3 separate regions of the Homo sapiens genome follow, and all the other regions are linked to region 1. Evidence: read pairs that join two places in POLR2A ChIA-PET (ENCODE). Cell type or tissue: OCI-LY7. All regions are shown on one strand. Each heading gives the region's core, and the rest is flanking DNA. Links, peaks and the distances in the headings are about the cores only.

Region 1 (7,327 bases), core at 1,150-6,149:
GAATGGATTAAAGATACATTTTGAAGGTAAAATGTGTCTAACCTGCTGATAAATTAGATGAAAGACTTGAGAGTGAGTAAAATATAAAGGGTTATTCCTAAGCACCTGACTTGAAAAACTGCTTGTCCAAAAGTCTTTTTTTCTGAGCTGAGGAAGTCAGGAGGAAATTTGGAGGGGGGAATGATCAAGAGTTCAGTTTTAGAAATATTAAGTTTGATAAATAAAGAATGCTAATGGAGATGGTACCACTGATATAATAAAACTAAAGAGGTTTTTAAAATATTCTTAGTTAGTTGAACTCGTAATCGAACAAGTCAGGATGTAATGATAATGAAAATTTACCTTTTATAGGCAATTCAATTTATAGTAAATTTCACTGAGAGGCAAATTTTTTAAAGTAGAATTTCAATGCAATAAATACACCATTCATTTAAATTCACATTCCTGGGACAGAAGAGCTGGATGAATTTGCAGATAAAGTAAAATATTCGGAGAGAGACGCTGTGGCAGAGATTGGCTAACTGTTCACCAAATCTATTTTCTTTTCTTTCTGCTGACACAGCTGGACTATATTTCCCAGCCTCCTCTGGCTTCTAAAATTATTTTCTTTTCTGTTTTATAAGATGATAATAAAACTCTGTTCTCATAGGGATTGTGATGAGCAAACTAAAATCAGTTCTGAATTGTCAAACGTGAAATAAAAATTCATTTTTATTAGTATAGGCATGTGACTGAGACTGGGCCAAGGAATGGGAATAAAAGTGATGTATATTTCTTCCTTTGGTCTGGTTATGTAAAAAAAAAATTCCTTATGCAGCTTTCATGCTGTCTATCCCTTGTGTCAACTGGATATTGGCACCCAAAGTGACCTCGGAAGCCACACATTGAGGGTGAAAGAACCACCTTCAGTTGAAATTCCTAAAATGACTGCATGGTTCAGAATCCCCATGCCTACTTTTCTGCCATCTGAACTTTGCATAAACAAAAAAATAAACTATTATTTTAAATCATTGAGATTCTGTAATTCAACTGCTTCAGCAGCTAGCATATATTAAAAGATGTTAATTTGATTTCAAGGTGGTATCAAGAACATAATTTTATTCCCATTCATTTCTTTTCTCTTTTTTTTCAACATGTATTTTCTGTCATACATGACCAGGCAAATTGAGTAGATTAGGATGTTAGGAGGTTTGTACAGGGAGTGAGGGAAGCTAAGATGTTTGAGGTATGAGAGAGGAGTTGAAGGATATACTTTCTTTCTATGCTCCATATCAGATAATCTGTTTTTCTCTCTCCCTCTGTCTGACCCAGTAATTCATTTCAAAGATGTATTCTTCTGTAGCTATTTCTTTCCACCTGCTAATAGCACCCTCATTGTAAAACAGAGACTTGATGACAATCTTGATCTCTCTCTTCTTGCCCAGTTTAATAATCAAGTTTTTACACTGGGATACAAAATAATCATAAATCAAAGTTGAGAAATATGTTTTCTTCCTTTGTACATCTGATAGTAGATTTCATAGTATCTCTTGAGGTAAACGCTTTTGAGAGTATGCAAAGTGTGACATATCTCTGATAGGACTTGCTGAAGCCAGAATGTGCCCTCTGTATCTTTGGCCAATGGATTAGCCAGCTAGACATACTCTGACATTGTTCTCTGTTATATTTACTTATCAGTCTTTTTGCATTGTTGGCTTCATCGCTCCTTCTCTTGAGGGAAGGTATGAGGTAAATTCAGTTCCCTATGCTGAACACCCAGCATGATTCCTGGCAAAATGATATTATAAGTGCTTTGTAACTCCTTGGATGAAAACCAAATGAATGCTGAAAGTAGTGTGGTATGTATCTGACTAATAAAAATATGTTCCAGGCGGGGCGCAGTGGCTCATGCCTGTAATCCCAGCACTTTGGGAGGCCAAGGTGGGCAAATCACCTGAGGTCAGGAGTTCAAGACCAGCCTGGCCAACATGATGAAACCCCATCTCTACTGAAAATACAAAAATTAGCTGGGCGTGGTGGCGCATGCCTGTAATTCCAGTTACTTGGGGGGCTGAGGTGGGAGAATCACTTGAACCCGGGAGGGAGAGGTTGCACTGAGCCGAGATCGTGCCATTGCACTCCTGCCTGGGCAACAAGAGCAAAACTCGGTCTCAAAAAAAAAAAAAAATGTTCCTTGTAGAATGAATTTTCTGTATTATTCACTATAAAGAATTTATTTTTAACCACATCAATAATATGTCTATAAGATATAGGTCATTACCTGGAAATTGAAAATATTTTTATGAGAAACTTCTCATTATGATGTTTATTGTGTAAGGATCTTAAGTTGTTATCACCTTTGTTTGATGAATGTATCTTCTACTTGTGTACTCTAAAAAATTATCAGATTATTTTTATGATTGGTAGAGTTTATAGTTTTGCAAGAATTGGGCAAATCTCACACACAGGGACAGGTGGAAGAGCATGCCCCCATGAGAGCTTTAAAGGAATACATTCTGGCCCTGTGGAGAATTGCCTCCTCTTCAATTCCAGTGGCATATGGTTAGATTTGGGCAAACAAATGCTATGCCAAATATGGCATTTATTGCCTCAGTTCAGATGCCAGGCCAGGCTGAAGTTTACAGCTGTGTCCTGGTTGAAATTCTAAAACAAAAGGAGTTTATTCTTTTAATCTAGTGTACCCCTAATCTAGAATGATGGCATTGTTAGCATCTAGAATTATTTTCTTTCCCATTTTATATGATGATAATAAAAGCTATTCTCATAGGAATTGTTATGAGCAGACCTAAATTCAGTGCTGATTTGTCAAAAGTGAAATAAAAAAATCTTTTGTCTGTGTGGTCTTAGGTGGCAGAAATGTAATTATAAGTAAGCCCTAATTTCTGCTAGGTATACTAGTGCTTGACCCTAGTGAATGGATAGTCTCTTTATAGAAGTAGATATATTAATCCCTTTAACCCCTTGAAAACTAGTAGTAGTAGCTATTTGATATACCTCTTTCCAAAAAGTTTCTAGCTGGCCAGGCTAAGTTCTCATGCCTTTGGTGGTATAGCATATGGACATTTATCTTGGCAGTGATTACGTGTAAGTATAAAAGAAATACTTAAAATGCAATAAAATGAGCATATCTGTTTCACAAGACTAATGTTTCTTGCTAATCATAGAGAACCTAGGATAAAATGCATAATGTTGATCATTGGAACTGAGGAAAGCTTAACAATTATACTATATTGGATAGGTGAAATCTAGGAGTTTCTGTATACCCAGAGTCCTTTCCTAAGGGGTCCTACCTGTAGCCTCTTGCTAAGGATACCAACTCTAGCTAGATACATATAGATGGCCATGTTCTATATTGCATGACTTTACCATCTTGACCACATCTCAGAACATTTGACCTAAAGCATTCAGGTAGCTTGAAGGCTGACAGATTTAACGACCTAGTACAAGTGTTTTATCTAACTGATGATAGTGACATAGTGGACTGATCAGATGTTCTTTCTTAGGAAATTTTTAATTTGAAATAGAGAGTATTATTTGATAGGAGCAAACACCAACTGCTTAACCAGAAAAAGAGGCAGACAAAAATGACATGGGCCGGGCGCTGTGGCTCACGCTTGTAATCCCAGCACTTTGGGAGGCCGAGGCGGGCGGATCACGAGGTCAGGGGATCGAGACCACAGTGAAACCCCGTCTCTACTAAAAATACAAAAAATTAGCCGGGCTTGCTGGCGGGCGCCTGTAGTCCCAGCTACTCGGAGAGGCTGAGGCGGGAGAATGGCGTGAACCCGGGAGGCGGAGCTTGTAGTGAGCCGAGATCGCACCACTGCACTCCAGCCTGGGCGACAAAGCGAGACTCCGTCTCAAAAAAAAAAAAAAAAAAAAAAAAAAAAAAAAAAAAATGACATGAGTCAGTAGAAGCCATGAATAAGCAAGAGTGACAAGTAAGTATGAGCTAAGTCATGAACTTTTTTACGTGTGTGTGTGTGTGTGTGTGTGTGTGTTGGTAGGGGTGGGGGTAGATACATATATTTAAATTGTATCTGTGGGGGAAGAGGATGGTCAACAAATTGCTGCCAAGGGGATAAAGAACTAATTACATCATTACTTATCTATTGGATTCTGAACAACTTGAAATTCTCCATCTGTGTTCCTATACTTTTCATGAGACCTGGTTAAACTACTTTCCATGAGTTCCCATAAGGCCTAGCCACAAAACATACCTTTGTTCCTTATTTTCATGTGAAACCTTACAATAGCTGTTCCCAGTTACCCCTCTCACATGCACATCCACACACAGATACTTGAGACAACTTTACTGAGTCTCTATTCTTTGTGGTCAAAGGATCCTAATTTATACAGCTGTTCTATGAGTTCAGTGTTTATTATTTTAGCTCTGTAACCAAGGCAAGGACTGATGAACAATAGCAGTTTTGTGGCCACCCAAGAATATATTGACCTTGAATAGGAAAAAGTAACGTATATAATCCTAATTGTTTAAGAGAGGTGATGCATTACAGGGAGGGCTCAGAGAAAGATGGCTAACACTAATAGCACATGTTGGCATTGAGGAGACTACGTGGAAATGTGCATTTAGCAAAATAGCTTCAGAACAATATTTTTTCTTTCTCCCCTATTAGATTTTGAGTTCCTGAAGCACTCATCTTGGTGTGCCTCACCAATTCCCAGGAGAGGGCTCTGTATATAATAGGTGAAACACTATTGAGTACATAATGTGGCCCAGCTATGGTTCTGTCTTAAGGTTTAGCAGCAGCTTTGAACTGCCTGGTAAAAATATTTTTTCAGGCAGACTAAACTGAACTGAAGAGAGAGATACAAGTTAGAGACAAGAGTCGGATTTCCAGAAATTTCTGGGAGAGATAGATATAGACAGTGTAGAACAGCCAAGAAACTATGGGAGGAATTTCAAGGAACCAGATAATATATGCATAATGTTGGTCATCAGAACTAAGGAAAGCTGAACTATTATACTATATTAGATAGGCCATTCACATTTAGGGGACTAAGGACCAGAACATACTGTTATCTAGAACATCAGAACATCTGCAGAGCACAGAACAGCATAGCATTTGGCCAGAAAGCATGACATAGAGTATGGGATAGAGGAGGAGAATTGGCAAAAAATAAATTCTAGATTCTGATTTTTAAAATGACAGAACAAAGATTACAGCATTATTTTCCTTCTCCCTTACAAATTATCCAACTGCACTGGGAGAGCAACATGGTAGAAACATGAACCCTATCTTCAAAGAAAGATATATGCACAACTCCAGACTACAAAATGTGATGAAGAATGATAAATGCAGTTAAAAATGCCCACAGCTGCAGATCTCACACAAAGCTGGCAGAACTTTCTAGGGGGCAAAACCAATAATGCCCAGTTTATGGGATAGGATTTGTGTACTAGCAGCAGGAGCTTTCTTGGCCTTCCTAGGGTATAAAGAAGAAAGCGGGGGTGCTGGGCACGGTGACTCACGCCTGTAATCCCAGCACTTTGGGAGGCTGAGGCGTGCGGATCACCTGAGGTCAGGAGCTCAAAACCCTGTCTCTACTAAAAATACAAAAAAAAAAAAACAAAAAAAAAGAAAAAAATTTAGCTGGGCGTGGTGGCAGGCACCTGTAATCCCAGCTACTTGGGAGACTGAGGCAGGAGAATTGCTTGAACCTGGGAGGTGGAGGTTGCAGTGAGCTGAGATTGAGCCATTGCATTCCAGCCTGGGTGACAGAGTGAGAATCTGTCTCAAAAAAAAAAATAAAAAAAAAAAAAGAAGAAGAAGGGTAATAGACTCAATGAGGAATCACACAGACAAGATGGAAAACATGGGAAACACAAAGAAAAAAGTAGAGATTATATCTTTACTGTCAGACAAGATTGAATTTAGTGGAAAAGTTTTAAATAAGGCAATGAGGAATAATTCAAAGCAACAGTATAGCATTAAACATCCATAAAGCAGAAACTACAGAAAATATAAAGAATAATAGTTACATAGTAGTGATAAGAATGTTTATTCACTTCTCTTAGTTCATAAGAGATCAAGTGGACAACAACTAAGAGAAAGAAAACCCAAATAAAATAATGAAGTCAATATTTGAGATTGTCAAGCTTTGTATCCTGAAAACTAAGAATGTCAAATAAAACATTCACAAAAATAGACCATAAAGAAAATTTCAAAGAATTTCAAAAGGCAAAGTAAATATATACAGCATTCTGTGATCTCATTGCAATAAAAGTAGAACTTAGGAAAAAGAATATCATCACCTGGACATTTTAAATTTCCTACTAAAATAATTCTTAGATCAGAAGAAACCAAACAAGTTATAGAAAATCTAAAACAAAAGCATAATGAAAACAATACATATCAGAACTTGTGAGATGGAGCTAAAATAGAGTTCAGAGGCACTTATCTTAATGAAGAAAGAAAATAACTCCATTAAATATCTAACTCAAAGTTAGAAAAATTATCAATAAACATAAAAAAGCAGAAGAAGGGAATAAAAGTTATAAATTAGACAAAAATTGATCAGCTAAATAAAAGAGCTGATTTTTTAAAAATATGATATTAAGTTTATAAAATCAAAAAGTAGACAGGAAAGGGCATAAACCAAGAAATAATGGGGAAATGATAAAAATAGAAAAGAAGAGAATCCTAAGAAAATATTTTGTTCAATCCTGTGCAAATTAATTTGAGAACCTAGAAGAAATGGATGATTTTCTAGGAAAATTGAAAAAATAAATACTAACTTTAGATAACTAGAAAATCTAAACTATTAGCACAGAATAACTTTCTTTTTTTTTTTTGATATAGGAAGTCCTTTATTTTGTCATGTGAAACCATATAACAGCTGCCTAACCACAATGTAGATGCCAATAGGAGATGGCTCAGAAATAGCACTAGTGACTCAAATAGTGACCATTATGATAAAAGGAATAAAGTTTTGACTGATTTATAGCAGTTTTAAAATGCGTTTTATATTGAGTAGTTATTTCATGTTTTCTCAAAAGAATTATTATGTTAAACCAAAAATAAACTAGGTATATAGTTTGTTCATATAACAAATCTACATTCAAAGACATGCTTACAAATTTTCCACTTAGTCCATTTTTCTGTTCTTAGCATTACTACAAATGCCTCCTTCCGTCATCATGTTGAATTCTTCAGCATCTTCTATATCATTTCCAGGGGCATCTCTGGGAAGTAGTGATGCCTGTCTTCCTTCAGAAGCACTGATAACCCCAATATACCCACAGTACACACATTTTCCCTCTCCTGAGGTGTGCTACTTTTTGGCACAACAGAAAAAACTCATT
Region 2 (7,327 bases), core at 1,395-6,394, 54 kb after region 1:
ATTACAGGTGTGCACCACCACGCCCAGCTAATTTTTGTATTTTTTTAGTAGAGATGAGGTTTCCCCATGTTGGCCAGACTGGTCTCAAACTCCTGACCTCAAGTGATCCACCCACCTTGCCTCCCAAAGTGCTGGGATTACAGACGTGAGCCACCATGCCCGGCCAGCTATTTCTGTTTTTACCATTGTATTTCCAGCCCAGCATTGTGCCTGGGGGAATTATACACACTCTGTACATATTTAATGAATATATTGGGGGAAGATGAAATCCCACATAGTTACAATCATAATCTTCAATATGTTTGTGACAATTAAATACATTCATGTGTGTGTGTATGCATAAGATATGGAATTTATTTTTAAATCTTTTTATCCTTAGACCCATATACTAAGTTCTTATGATTGTGGAATCAGGTTAGAGTCTAGCTGAGTACTTAATTAGCTCTTTTGTTTTCTTTTTTTGAATTTTTGTTTTATTTTTTAATTTTAATTTTAACTTTTTTTTTTTTTGAGATGGAGTCTCGCTCTGTCACCCAGGCTGGAGGGCAGTAGCATGATCTCGGCTCACTTCAACCTCCGCCTCCGGGGTTCAAGCCATTCTTCTGCCTCAGCCTCCTGGGTAGCTGGGACTACAGATGCCTGCCACCACACCAGGCTAATTTTTGTATGTTTAGTAGAGACAGGGTTTCACCATATTGGGCAGGCTGGTCTCGAACTGTTGACCTTGTGGTCCGCCCGCCTCAGCCTCCCAAAGTGCTGGGATTACAGGCGTGAGCCACCGCGTCCGGCCCTGTTTTATTTTTATTTGAGACAGGTTCTCTCTCTGTTACCCAGTCTGGAGTGCAGTGGCGTGATAATGGCTCACTGCAGCCTCGAACTCCTGGGCTCAAATGATCCTCCTGCTTCAACCTCTCAAGTAGTTGGGATTATAGGTGCATGTCACCATACCTGGCTAATTTTTTTGTTTGTTTTTTTTTGTAGAGATGGGGGTGTCTCACATTGTTGCTTAGGTTGGTCTTGAACTTCTGGCTTCAAGCAATCCTCCCACCTCAGCCTCTCATAGTGCTGGGGTTGCAGGCATGAACCACTGTGACCAGCCTTTCTATTCTTTTTTGAGATAGTGTCTCTTACTCTGTCACCCAGGCTGGAGTACAGTGGTGCAATCACGGCTCACTGCGGCCTCAAATGCTTGAGTCCAAGTGATTCTCCCTCCTCAGGCTCCCAAGTAGCTAGGACTGCAGGCACATACCACCATGCCCAGCTAATTTTTTCCTTTTCTTTTTCTTTTTGTAGAGAGGGAGCCTCACTATGTTGCTTTGGCTGGTTTTGAACTGCTGGGCTCAAGTGATCCTCCTGCCTTGACTTCCCAAAGATTACAGGTGTGAGCCACCACTCCCAGCCTTAATTAGCTCTTAACTGTTTCAAAAATCAAACAAACGAACAAAAAAATGCAGTGATTATTTCTGTTATACTTTTATTTAGTGGTTCATTTAACATGTATACCTCCTACGTGCATAGCACTGTGTTAAGCTTTGAGACATCGTCAAAGAGATAACAGTCCAGTTTGGGAGACAGCCATGTAAACAGCCGTGTATGAGTCAGTGATGTGAGCACTGTTAGAAATGTGTAGGTGCTGTTTGTCCTATATGCTCCTGTCACACCTTGCACCCTGTGAACTAACTGAAATGGGATATTCTATCTGCTTTTCTGAGTTGTACACTGAAGTTCATTTTCCTTGTGGGTTGTTTTATTTCTTCTCTCTCTCCCTACCATAGTACCTGGCACATAGTGTCAGCAGCCAGTAAGGTTCTAATTATTGAATAAAGGAATGGTGGAGATAATTAGAGATATTTTCATAAAGATGTAGACACTTTTTAAAGTACAGGTTTTGATTTTTAAGCTCTTACAATTTTACTTTATAAATAATACATGCACACAGTATCAGAATTTCAACAAATATGAAATGATATCCAGTGAAGTTACCTACCCATTCCTGTTTTCCCAGCAGTTTTAGTAGTTTTTTTTAGAAGTATCCTTCTATAAATATTTTTATACATGCAAACAAATTTATATGTGTTCTCTTTTTTCAGAGCTCTTGGTGGCCCTTTTATGTTCTGTACTTTGCTTTTCTCACTTAACAGTATGTGTTGATTTTTCTATGTCAGTTCATGAAGGGTGTCCTTGTTCATTTGAAAGCTACATAGTATTTCACTGTATAGATTTCTATAATATGTGTAACCAACTCCCTCCCACTCTGTGAGTGTGTAGGTTGTTTTCAATATTTTGCTCCTACAATACTGCAGTGAGTAATCTTATATAACATTTCACAAAAGTGTGTGAGTATATCTGTAGATTAAATTCCTAGGAGTGGAACTGCTGGGTTGAAGGATACATTCATTTGTAATTTTGATAGATAAGGCCAAATTGTTTTCCTTAAAGGTTATATTAGTTAATATAACTACCAGCAGTGTATATCTGTGCCTATTTAAAGGTGGAAACTTTTGAACAGGAATCTAAGAAAAAATAGGAATTTATCAGATTGTCAGGGGACGGGAAAGATGTTCCAGGCAGAAGGAATAGCACTTTGAGAGGCACGGGATAGAAAGATGGCACAAGAGGATTTTTAACTTATTCCATCTGGCTAAAATGTAGGGGGTAGGCCAGGAAATAGAGAGTGGGAGTTGATCATGATAGGTTGTGTATGTAATGCTGAGTAACTGATATTTTAAATTCTATAAATGAAGGTTTTGAGTAGGGAAATGATATAATAAGGTTGATTAATGTATTTTATTAAAAGAATAGCTATTTGTGTGTATTTATTTAAATTGAAGTTTGCCAAAAAGGTGTAGTCCCTAAAGATTTTTCTTGCTTTTTTTGTTTGTTTATTTGGAGACAGGGTCTTACTCTGTTGCCCAGGCTCGTGTGCAGTGGTGATCAGATCATAGCTCACTGCAGCCTTGAAATTCCAGGTTTGATCCTCCCACCTCACCCTCCCAAGTAGCTGGTACTACAGGCACATGCCACCATGCCTGGCTAATTTTTAAAACATTTTTTGTAGAGATAGGGTCTCGCTATGTTGCTCAGGCTGGTCTTGAACGCCTGGCTTCAAGCAATCCTCCAGCCTCAGCCTCCCAAAGTGCTGGGATTATAGGTGTGAGCCACCACACTCAGCCTTTTCTTGGATTTAAATGAGGTTTTCTTTTTACTAAGGATTCAAATAATATGTTGACTATAGAAAATTTTGAAAACACATAGAAATAAAAACTGAAACACAGAAAGAAAATACAGAAGTTACTCATAAGTTTACTACTCTGAGGTAATCTCCCTATCCAAATAATTCCTGTTGTCTATAAAACAATAAAAGAAAATCAATATATGTATTAGGTGGGTTAGAAAATACAAAGTGGGCCACAGTCCGGGTGGGCATGGTGGCCGCAGCGGTAGCTGGAGCCTCTGCGACTACACCTCCAACCGGCCTGGAGCCCGTGGCTTCCCTGGCTCCTGCAAGCATCTCGCGTGGTGGCTCTGGCCAGCTCCAGCACTCGGGTTGGGCCGGATGACCAGAGGCCTGTAGCTACCAGCTGCCCTCTCCCGCCTGGGCTCAGCCGCCACCCGTGAGCGAACTCAGCCCGGGACACAGCACACTTATCAAGTGGGTCCCATTTTTAGCCACTTGCTATTTCAGCCATTGCTGAAAAGTCTAGTGGGAAGGAACCAACTGGAGAGTCAGAGGGAGAAATTAGTTTCTATTTCCAGCTCCACCACTATAATCCCTGGTTGAAGAAATATGAATATCAACACGAAATTGTTCATCAGCGTTATTTGTGCCAGCTTTTTCACCTTCCAGCTTCTTTTCTACTTTGTAAGTTACTGGTTTTCACAAAAGTTTCTCCAAGTTTCAATAGTCTTAGCTTTGAAAAGAAGATTGAATGGAACTCAAGGGTGGTATTTACATGCCATTCTTTGGTGGTTGGTGTTCTTGGCCTGTACATTTTCTTATTTGATGAGGCTGCTAAAGCTGATCCACTTTGGGATGGTCCATCACTTGCAAACGTGAATATTGCTATTGCTTCAGGCTACCTCATTTCTTTGTTTTCTTTCTTTTTTTTTTTTTTGTGATGGAGTTTTGCTCTTGTCGCCCAGGCTGGAGTGCAATGGCATGATCTTGACTCACTGCAACCTCCGCCTCCCAGGTTCAAGCGATTCTCCTGCCTCAACCTCTCGAGTAGCTGGGATTACAGGCGCCCGCCACCTCACCCAGCTAATTTTTTTTTTTTTTTTTTTTTTTTTGTATTTTTAGTAGAGACAGGGTTTCACCATATTGTCCTGGCCCCGAACTCTTGACCTCATGTGGTCTGCCAGCCTCAGCCTCCCAAAGTGCTGGGGTTACAGGCATGAGCCACCACGCCCAGCCAGGCTACCTCATTTCTGATTTGTCCATTATCATTTTGTATTGGAAAGTGATTGGTGACAAATTTTTTATAATACATCATTGTGCGGCCCTGTGTGCATACTGCTTTATACTGATATTAGTGAATAAGAAGTTTAATTTGGCATAATTTCTTCAAGAATCAGATATATCGAAACATCTCTCCAGACCACCCATTTGGAATCACGATATAAATAATTATAAATGTTTTAAAAACTGCTTCAGTTCTCTTGGCCACTGAAATCACAGGCTTAGCCTGGCTGTGCGTGGATTGGCAAGCTGAATGTTTAATTATGTGGGGTGACTATTATTTTCTCTTTGGACTTTTATGCCTTTAAAATAAAATAAAATAAAATAGAAAATACAAAGTGGTTTCCAAAGACAATCACTTGTTAAGAGATTCTTGTGATTCCTCCTAGGAAGAAAGAAAAAAACAAAAGTGATGCATATACCTGCATAAATTACAGCATAATTGTTAATGTAGAGCTGTACAACAAATATCTTCTCTTTAAATATACGAATGTCTTTTAAAGACAGAAAGAACTGTTTTATTTTCTTTGAGGGCCTCACTACAAGCCTTTTAGATAGATCCAGATAACATGTTCTACTTTCCCTCTTTGCAACACTTCGCTAGCAGGTACTTCCTAATCAGGATCTTGACAACTATCAGCCACATAGAATACTTGGAAGGAGGTTAACTTTTCATACTCAAAAGCTCTCTTCTGGAAGAATCCTAATATTATTAATAGCAAGTCTTCCACTTGTAGGGCCTGTTGGAACAGTTTGTGACAAATCCTTCCCAGACTGTTCTTTGAGTATACAAATTAATATCTCCAAGTCACTGATACTCTGAGCACATGCATCCTGCTGCTAGGGAAGTGCATTAAGGTACCTTCAAAACCTTTTTTCCTCTGTAATTACATCCTAAAAATTACACTGGAGGGTGGGCTGGGGTGGAGGGAAGGTCCCAGGTGCATTTACTGAGCTATCTGTCAAAGTCCACCAAGCTAGTAGATTGTGACCACAATTTTGATAATTTCGGATTCCATATCTGCAAGGCAGTGTTAAAACTACACAATACCTGATAAATGCTAGAATGAGGATAATTCCTCTAAATAGTTAACATTTAACCAGAAGCTCTACAGTGCTCTCCAACCTAACAGTCACACATTAATTTATTCCTTCATGTAAAAGAATCATTTTTATTGCTGCTGCCTGAAAGGTACAAATTGCTTGGGTGTAGGCTGCTCAGCTTCCTTCTTACTAAAGAGACAGGAAATATATCTTCCATTTAAAGTGTTAATGGCATCTATAAATGTGTAGTCCAATTTGTTATTGACTTGAACTCTTCAAAGATTTGAGAAACAAGGTTTAACTTTAGCACTCAAGATTGTTACACAAGAATTAAATGTTTTCAATGACTACCTTTTGTAGTGTTGGGAAGGGTGCAAAAAGGAAAGAGAAGGCTGGAAAATAAATATATTTTATCTAAGAGGGCATGACTGAGTTGGCTAAGCTTTCAATTTCATTTTTCTCTTAGGAAAGACTTTCACCTATTATGTTACAATGTGTGCTCACATTTCCTGATTATGGATCGAAATGGAGCTTGGAGCACTACATTTGGTGCAGGAGAGGACTGTCGAGACTAGAACCAAGTTGGGTTTTTTGTTGTTTTTGTTTGTTTGTTTTGTTTTGTTTTGTTTTGTGTGTGTGTTTTTGAGACAGTTGCTCTGTCGCCCTGGCTGTAGTGCAGTGACACGATCTTGACTCACTGCAACCTCCGCCTCCCAGGTTCAAGCCATTCTCCTGCCTCAGCCTCCCGAGTAGCTGAGATTACAGGTGCTCACCACCATGCCCAGATAATTTTTGTATTTTTAGTAGAGACGAGATTTCACCATGTTGGCCACGCTGGTCTCAAACTCCTGACCTCAAGTGATCTGCCCACCTCGGCCTCTTAAAGTGCTGGGATTACAGGCGTGAGCCACCGTGCCTGGCCCCAAGTTGTTTGTTAACAGACACCTGCCAAAAGACGAGGACTTCCTCTGAACCCTTATCAGGTCAAAACATGGTAGATATTCTACTAAAATTGGTCAAATAAGTAAATGAAATAAATGAATGAAAATTATTCATTCTTTCAAGTTTGTTTGGAGAAAATAATGGAAACCATTCAACTTGAGAATAAAGTGTTTAAAATATTTATAGGCTGTACAAATTTGAAGTGCTATTAGTATCCCACTATTAAGTGCCACTTGTTACATTCCCCTAGATAATCTAGAAGGGGCAAACAAATAAAAATAATTTAAGACAAAAGTAATAATTCCACCCAGGGTGAAATGGCATTCAGCCTATTCTAATTCTTTTTTTTTTTTTTTGCTTTTGGAAGTTTTTTTTTATTATTATACTTTAAGTTCTAGGGTACATGTGCACAACGTGCAGGTTTGTTACATATGTATACATGTGCCATGTTGATGTGCTGCAACCATTAACTTGTCGTTTACATTAGGTATATCTCCTAATGCTATCCCTCCCCACTCCCCCCACCCCATGACGGGCCCCAGTATGTGATGTTCCCCTTCCTGGGTCCAAGTGTTCTCATTGTTCAGTTCCCACCTATGAGTGAGAACATGCGGTGTTTGGTTTTTTGTCCTTGTGATAGTTTGCTGAGAATGATGGTTTCCAGCTTCATCCATGTCCCTATAAAGGACATGAACTCATCCTTTTTTGTGGCTGCATAGTATTCCATGGTATATATGTGCCACATTTTCTTAATCCAGTCTTTCATTGCTGGACATTTGGGTTGGTTCCAGGTCTTTGCTATTGTGAATAGTGCCACAGTAAACATATGTGTGCATGTGTCTTGATAGCAGCATAATTTCTAATCCTTTGGGTATATACCCA
Region 3 (7,327 bases), core at 880-5,879, 150 kb after region 1:
TTGGATCTGTAGAGATAAAGAAGATAAAGAAGAGGATGGAAATGGTAGAAAAGAGAGAACAGGATGTGCAAAGGCATGGAAGTAGATTAGTGAAGAGAAAAATAATTCATTTGGTAAGAGATTCCGGTACAAAAGAGAAGCAAAGGGACGTTAGGGTCCAGATCAAGGAAAGTCTTCAGGGCTAGGCTTGGGACCTTGGATTTTATTTTGTTTGTGGTAGGATCTTTTTGAGCAGGAAAGTGGCATAATCAAAGACATATTATTGGCACTAATCTGTCCCAGTAAGAAATGTGGAACCAAGGAGACAGACCGCGAATACCAGAGTCCAACTGTAAGAAGAACCAGGTCCCTGAACTAAATAACTAACGAAAATAGAGAAAAGGGAGACACAAAAGACAGTTTTTTTTGTTTTTTTTTTTTGCTAGACGAGAAAACCTTGAAGGTGATCTGAGATGCCGAATGTGGGCATCTAGGAGAAGAGGTGGTAGACATTAACCAATACAAGGAACATTAAAGACTATGTGCTGTGGAATTTCCCATTGCTACAAATGCATGTTTTTCATTGCCAGATTATGCCATGGGTGGCCACCAAATGCAGCACTCTTCAAATAGTAATCCTGGGGACTATTCTTGAATATTATCTGGCAAGCCCTTGAAATAATGCAAAAGGCAACAGACCCATCTGTTTGAAGATAAGGATATAAGACACAATCTAAATGCATTCTATAGTTGGAATTGGCTATTACTGGCTCTATGCATAATGTTTTGGCTTATTTAAAAGGGTTTAAGGTTTGCAGAATCTACCATGGTGATCTCTTCTTTTTAACATCAGTCAATACCGTCCTACTAATGGTTCCTCAGGCTTGGATCTGGAGAAATTGGAATGAAACTCAACAAACTAAACTCAGCAAGCAAGCCCTCATCACCAGAGCTATTTTTGAGTAGACTGGGTGGGATTTTTTAAATGTCTGTTTTGATAATAGAGGTAGACCATATATGTTTTTATCCAAAATTATACTTTAAAATTTCACATCCCCTGTTTTTCCATCTTTTTTTTTTTTTTTTTTTTTTTTTTTTTTTGTGAGGCAAGGTCTTGCTCTGTCACCCAGGCTGGAATGCAGTGGTCTGAACACAGCTCACTGCAGCCTTGACCTCCTGGGCTCAAGCGATCCTCCCACCTTTCATCCACTTTTCTAAAATAAAAGATTCTTATTTCAGACAATGGATTTGAACATCCAATACTTATTTATCTAGATTTTTTCCTTTGAAAGCACCTATTTCTACCATTTCTAATACTTGTTAGCACCTTATTTCAGAATCAATAAGAAGAATATATTTTATTTAATGTACACTTACTATTGGCCAAGTGCTATGCTAACCCCTTTGCATACTTTTTTTTCCACTTGATTGCTATAGCACAGCACTTTTCAATCATGAGGAAACTGAGTCTTAGAAAGATTAATGACTTTGCCCAAGCTCACAAAGCTATAAAGAAATGGAGCTGGCCTGCCTTAAACTCACATTTAACTCCAGCAGCTAAGTTTTTAATTTCTATGCTATGTTGCCAAACCTACTTAATAAGAGTTTTAGTCTGTATTATTTTCTGGTCATTTTAACTTTGTTTTATCCACTCTGCCACCTTTTTTTAATACCTTAAATTCTGGGGTACACATGCAGAACATGCAGTTTTGTTACATAGGTATACACGTGCCGTGGTGGTTTGCTGAACCCATCAACCCGTCACCTACATTAGGTATTTCTCCTAATGTTATGCCTCCCCTAGTCCCCTACCCCTCCACCAGGCCGCGGTGTGTGATGTTCCCCTCCCTATGACCATGTGTTCTCATTGTTCAATTCCCACTTATGAGTGAGAACATCACTCTGCCACTTCTTAAGGAAACTTTTGTGATTGAAAACAGGTTCTTTCTGTGACAGTAGAAAGGAGATATTTCTGTCTAGAATTCTTTTCATCAAGATTTTCTCAGCATACTAACTTGTACAAAGTGAATACTCAGCAAAGATTCTATAGGTTAATTCCAAAAGTGAGGCCAGGAATTCACTTGAACCAGTCACAGAAGGCTAGTGACAGAAAGAAACCAAATCTACTCTCCGTATGTTTCTACTAATTAAGGTAGAGTGTGCTTTACATATGGAACGCTCCAGCTTTCTGCTGCTCATTTCCGAAATGACTGGCATTTGCAGTGCTATTCATTTGTAAAATTCCTTCTAGGATCAGATGTGCTAGCATAACACATGAATTGATAAGTAGTTATGTGTACATGCTGCAAGAGTTGTTCTGTTTTCTAGTAAAAGACTCTTTTCTCATCCTTAGATCTGTTCGCAGTTGAGTACCAGGCTGGAGAAACAGCAAGCAGCCAGCAAGGAGGAGCTGGAAGTGGTAAAGGTAAGGAGTGAAATCGTGCTGTGATAAAATTTATTTCAAAGTCACACAGGCTTGTAAGTACCTGAAAGAACCCCAAACACCACCATTTTGTATTAAAGGATTTATTAATAGGAATTATGGAGACTAGGATACCTCTCTTCTGACCAGGTGTGATTGTCTTCCCTACCAGGTGAAAGGTTATGATGCTCCCATAAATCATATGGACTGTCAGAGGCAGCTAACATGAAAGGAAGTAGGATTTGACATTGTCACAAGAAGCCCCAGAGCTTGAGATGAGAGTGGTATGAACCTGAGAACCCTCAGCAGCCCACATCTGACTGAGCCTGCATTGATGTGGCTTCAGTATGGGACTCAGTAGGATCATCCCATCACTCTCTTTATAAGTAAACACCATGGGCAATATAGAACTTAGCTGGAAAAACATGTGTTGGGTAACTGATTCTTGCACTAAGTTTTTAGAGGTTTATTTTTAAAGAAAACCTGTGGCATTTGTTTACTTGCTGCCCCCTGGTGGTAAAATGCATTATGTTGATGCTCTATTTGAAAAAAACAGATTGCTTATTCCATAGAAACAACAGTAAACCAATGGATTGGTATTCTTAAGAGGCAATATTGTCATAGTCAACTTTTGGGACCAGTGTTACAGAAACCTGACATCATCTTATTTGAATATGTTCAGGTTTCATACTAGTAAATAAATGTGTAGTAAGTAATTTAGCAATCTTGAAAAGTGATTTAACCTTTTTAAGCTTCATTTTGTGTTCTATAAAATGGAGATAACATTACCTGCCTCAAAAAATCATTCTGAATGTTAAATAAGATAATGAATATAAAGTACATAGTGTATATAAAGTGCTTATATTAGTACCTGACATACAAGACCTTGTATTCCAAAAGTATTTTCTTCTTACTCATGTTACAAAATGTCAATGAGAGATTTAGTGAGTATAAGGTTTGGTGTTCTCCCTCTCTGATGTGCTAAAATTTGATGTTTGTATCTTCCCTTTCTGGTCTACTTTTGCACTTCTTTCTAGTTAGCACTTACCACTCTTTGTACATTATAGGCATACTGACCAAGATTCAGTTGATGAAGTTGAATGGCATAAAGGGGTTAACTCTCCTGAAGTGAATTTTTTTTGTATTTCTTCTAACAAAAAAAAAAAAAAAAAAAAAGGGATACATGTGCAGAAGGTGCAGGTTTGTTACATAGGTATACGTGTGCCATGGTGGTTTGCTGTGCCTGTTAACCCATCCTCTAAGTTCCCTCCCCTCAGTCCCCACCCCCAACAACAGGCCCTGGTGAGTGTTGTTCCCCTCTTCTGTGTCCATGTGTTCTCAGTGCTAAACTGAAATCTTTATGGAAATAACAAAATGAGAATTTATATTGATTATTCAGCAAAGGTTTTATTGAGCATATACTATGTGCATAGCTATTAGACTGCCATTTTGTTATAGAAATTACACATGAAAAGGAGCTTAAAATTTTCCTGTAGGACAAGTTATGTATACATGCAAATTAAGAACTTCGGAAGCAGTTCAAGGGAGCTAAGTTGGGCCAGGTGTGGTGGCTCACGCCTGTAATCCCAACACTTTGGGAGGCTGAGGTGGGCAGATCACCTGAGGTCAGGCGTTCAAGACCAGCCTGGCCATCATGGTGAAACCCTGTCTCTGCTAAAAATAACAAAAATTAGCCAGGCATAGTGGCTCACACCTGTAATCTCAGCTACTCTGGAGGCTGAGGCACAAGAATCACTTGAACCCAGGAGGCAGAGGTTGCAGTGAGCCGACATTGTGCCACTGTACTCCAGCCTGAGCAGCAGAGTGAGATTCCATCTCAAAAAAACAAAAAACAAACAAAAAAAGTGCTAAGTTGGATCACAATGACAATCAGCATTGTAGAGAAAACAAAATCATGAGAACTATAGACCAAAAAAGGCTTTATGGAGATTGGACTAAAGCAGGGTGGATAGAAATTAGTTAGAGAGAAGTGTTTAAACAGAACATTATAGAAGAAATGATGTGAGTGAAGACGCAAACACAGGAATGAGTATTTCAGTGTCTCATTACAGAGACTGATGTGATTAGAATATGTATTAAGGAACAGAGGAAAATATTGGCTAAGTAGGTGAGACTACCTAATGAAAGGCCATGACATTCAGGAAGAGGAATGTAAACTTGTCTTAGCCAGAATAAAGAAGAACAACTAGGCTCACGCCTGTCATTCCAACACTTTGGGGAGGCTGAGGTGGGCGGATCACTTGAGTCCAGGAGTTCAACTTGGTGAAACTCCTGGACTGGGAAACTTGGTGAAACCCTGTCTCTACAAAAAATACAAAAATTAGCCGGATGTGGTGGCATGCACCTGTAGTCCCAGCTCCTCAGGAGGCTGAAGTGGGAGGATCGCTTGAGCCCAGGAGGCTGAAGCTGCAGTGAACTGTGAGCATGCCATGGCACTCCAGCCTGGGTGACAGTAAGAGCCTGGTACAAAATTAAAAAAGAAAAAGACAGTAAAGCTTCTTTTTTATTGATGATAAGGTCGCAAACAGGTAATTCATTTGATCAAGGTTACACAGCTAGTAGAACCAGGATTTAAGCCTGGAAGTCAGACTCTAAAGTCAATAACATTAGCTGTTAGACTATACTACCTCCCCTTTCTCTAGTGCTTCCTCCTATCTCATTTGGTATGATAAATAGCTTTTGGTTTTTTCAGTTTCCTGTAATAACCTTCTTTTGTCATGATCACCCCCCAGTTCATCCTTTACACTATAATCAGAATGAGTGTTCCCAAATATAAAGTGATATTTGACTATCACTCTGTGTATCAATGCAGAATTAGATTGGCCACATATAGGGAACCCAAAATAGCATTGGCTTAAACATAAAAGGTGTTGATTATTTTACATAAAAGCAGCCTAGGACTAGAAAGGTATATCTTTGGTGTCATTAGTAACCCAAGCTAATCAGTCATTAGTGACCTACATCGTCATGTGGACTTCTATCCTCAAGGTCACCTAAAAACCAATCCTTCCTTTCTTTTTTTCTTTTTTTTTTGAGACGGGGTCTCGCCCTGTCGCCCAGGCTGGAGTGCAATGGCACAATCTTGGCTCACTGCAACTTCTGCCTCCCAAATTCAAGCTATTCTCCTGCCTCAGCCTCCCAAGTACATGGGATTACAGTCACGCGCCTCCACACCCGGCTAATTTTTGTATTTTTAGTAGAAAAATACAAAATACATGGTTTCACCATGTTGGCCAGGCTGGTCTCGAACTCCTGACCTCATGTTCTACCCACCTCGGCCTCCCAAAGTGCTGGGATTAACGGGCATGAGCCGCCGTGCCCAGCACAAAACCAATCCTTTCAACTAGAGCTCCCACCATCACACCCATACTCTATGGCAGAATTTTAGTCCAAAAGGAGATGCAGGATATAAAGGCCTCATTCTCCTGGGTGAGCTCTTTCTAAGCAGCCTTTTTAGAAGCTCCCCTCTAAACTTCTGCTTACATAGCAGCTTTGAGGGAATTTAGGGAGTGTCACCTTTTATCTAGACACACTGCCAGCTGAAATAAACTCAGGGTCTGTTAGTAAGGAAGAAGGAGAAATGGATATTGGGTGAGAATCAGCAGTATCCACCACATTTTAGCAGGTCTGCCAGACTGCAGCTCTGTCAAACTTATTGCTCTATCTTTGACATGTAGCACGAGGCTCGGTAGAGTAAATGAATACATTTTCTGTAGGATAAAATCAGAATTCAGCAACATGGTATTTAAGGACCTTTATGACCTGGCCACAGGGATCTCTCATCTCGCTCATTGTTGAATCGCTTTCTGCTTAAGCCATTTTAAATTCTTTGAAGTTATCTGAAGGTGCTATGTCTTTGCACATGGTGGTGTTCTCTTTGCTGAAATGTCATCCTCCCTCTTAAGTGATCAATCTATTTCTTCAGGTGGTTCAACCTAATAAAATTACTTAGCCAGCTTGGTAAACTTTTAATCATTTAAGACTCAGATCAAAACTATTTCTTTAACATTTTTAGTCAACAGTAAATACACAACAAATATTTACAATATGCCTATACTGGGCTAATTATTCTCAGAGGTTCTTAAGAGAGTGACAAGTTTTGTTTTTACATGTCTAATTAATATTAATGAAAAGGAATACGAAGAGTGGTTTATGGATGGGATGAGAAGGAAGCCAGTGAGTACTGAGAAGGTGACCCCTAGGGATTTGGCCTGGAATGGCAAGAGCTCAGACATGTCAGAGGAAGAAATTTTTTTTTTTTTGAGACGGAGTCTTGCTCTGTCGCCAGGCTGGAGTGCAGTGGCGCGATCTCGGCACACTGCAAGCTCCGCCTCCCGGGTTCACGCCATTCTTCTGCCTCAGCCGCCTGAGTAGCTGGGACTATAGGTGCCCGCCACCATGCCCAGCTAATTTTTGTATTTTTACTAGAGACGGGGTTTCACCATGTTGGCCAGGATGGTCTCGCTCTCTTGACCTCGTGATCCACCCACCTTAGCCTCCCAAAGTTGTGGTATTACAGGCATGAGCCACTGCACCTGGCCCAAGAGGAAGAAATTAATGGTCAGCTGGACATGGGATGAAAGAGGAGCTAATGAAAAGATGATCCAAAGTCGTCAGGCCCAAATGGTGGAGACATGCCCAGTGGCACAAAAGTGTGGTGGAGAGTTGCTTTTTGTGTGTGTGAAGAGAGGAGGATGGGCACGGTGATGGACACATTGAGCTTGTAGCAGTAGGGCATCAAAGTAGAAATAGCATGTAATATCTTTTATCTCTATTGAATTATTTTTGAAAATAAGTAAACAACAGTACTATTGTCTGGAAAACAGTTGCTGTTGTTTAGTGCTGTGTGCCCGATTGGCAATGCGGGCATGTGGTAGAGTTATTTTATTTTATTTTTATTTTTTG

What was found. ChIA-PET counts read pairs that join two places held together with the same protein. Peaks named below come from ENCODE experiments on the same cell type or tissue, not always from the same donor. Only the 100,000 strongest peaks of a DNase experiment are listed, where the experiment ranks them.
Region 2: POLR2A ChIA-PET joins it to region 1 with 6 read pairs; 3 of 35 experiments call an interaction of 5 or more read pairs at or near these places.
Region 3: POLR2A ChIA-PET joins it to region 1 with 5 read pairs; 4 of 35 experiments call an interaction of 5 or more read pairs at or near these places.

Annotation. Positions count from the first base shown.
Region 1 is chr1:174,835,056-174,842,382 of GRCh38, forward strand. The region is part of intron 19 of RABGAP1L (RAB GTPase activating protein 1 like); the gene reads left to right. Among named protein-coding and RNA genes, the nearest start is that of RABGAP1L-AS1, 120 kb to the right of the region's middle. In OCI-LY7, for the core only: no CTCF peak of the experiment used is centred there; no DNase peak of the experiment used is centred there; H3K27ac peaks cover 1,813 bases.
Region 2 is chr1:174,888,632-174,895,958 of GRCh38, forward strand. The region is part of intron 19 of RABGAP1L (RAB GTPase activating protein 1 like); the gene reads left to right. Among named protein-coding and RNA genes, the nearest start is that of RABGAP1L-AS1, 62 kb to the right of the region's middle. In OCI-LY7, for the core only: no CTCF peak of the experiment used is centred there; no DNase peak of the experiment used is centred there.
Region 3 is chr1:174,980,502-174,987,828 of GRCh38, forward strand. It overlaps RABGAP1L (RAB GTPase activating protein 1 like), which reads left to right. Exons shown (of 26, transcript NM_001366446.1): 24 at 2,333-2,404. Among named protein-coding and RNA genes, the nearest start is that of CACYBP, 16 kb to the right of the region's middle. In OCI-LY7, for the core only: CTCF peaks have their summits at 2,922 (motif pointing left) and 3,138; a DNase peak (open chromatin) is centred at 2,900; H3K27ac peaks cover 411 bases.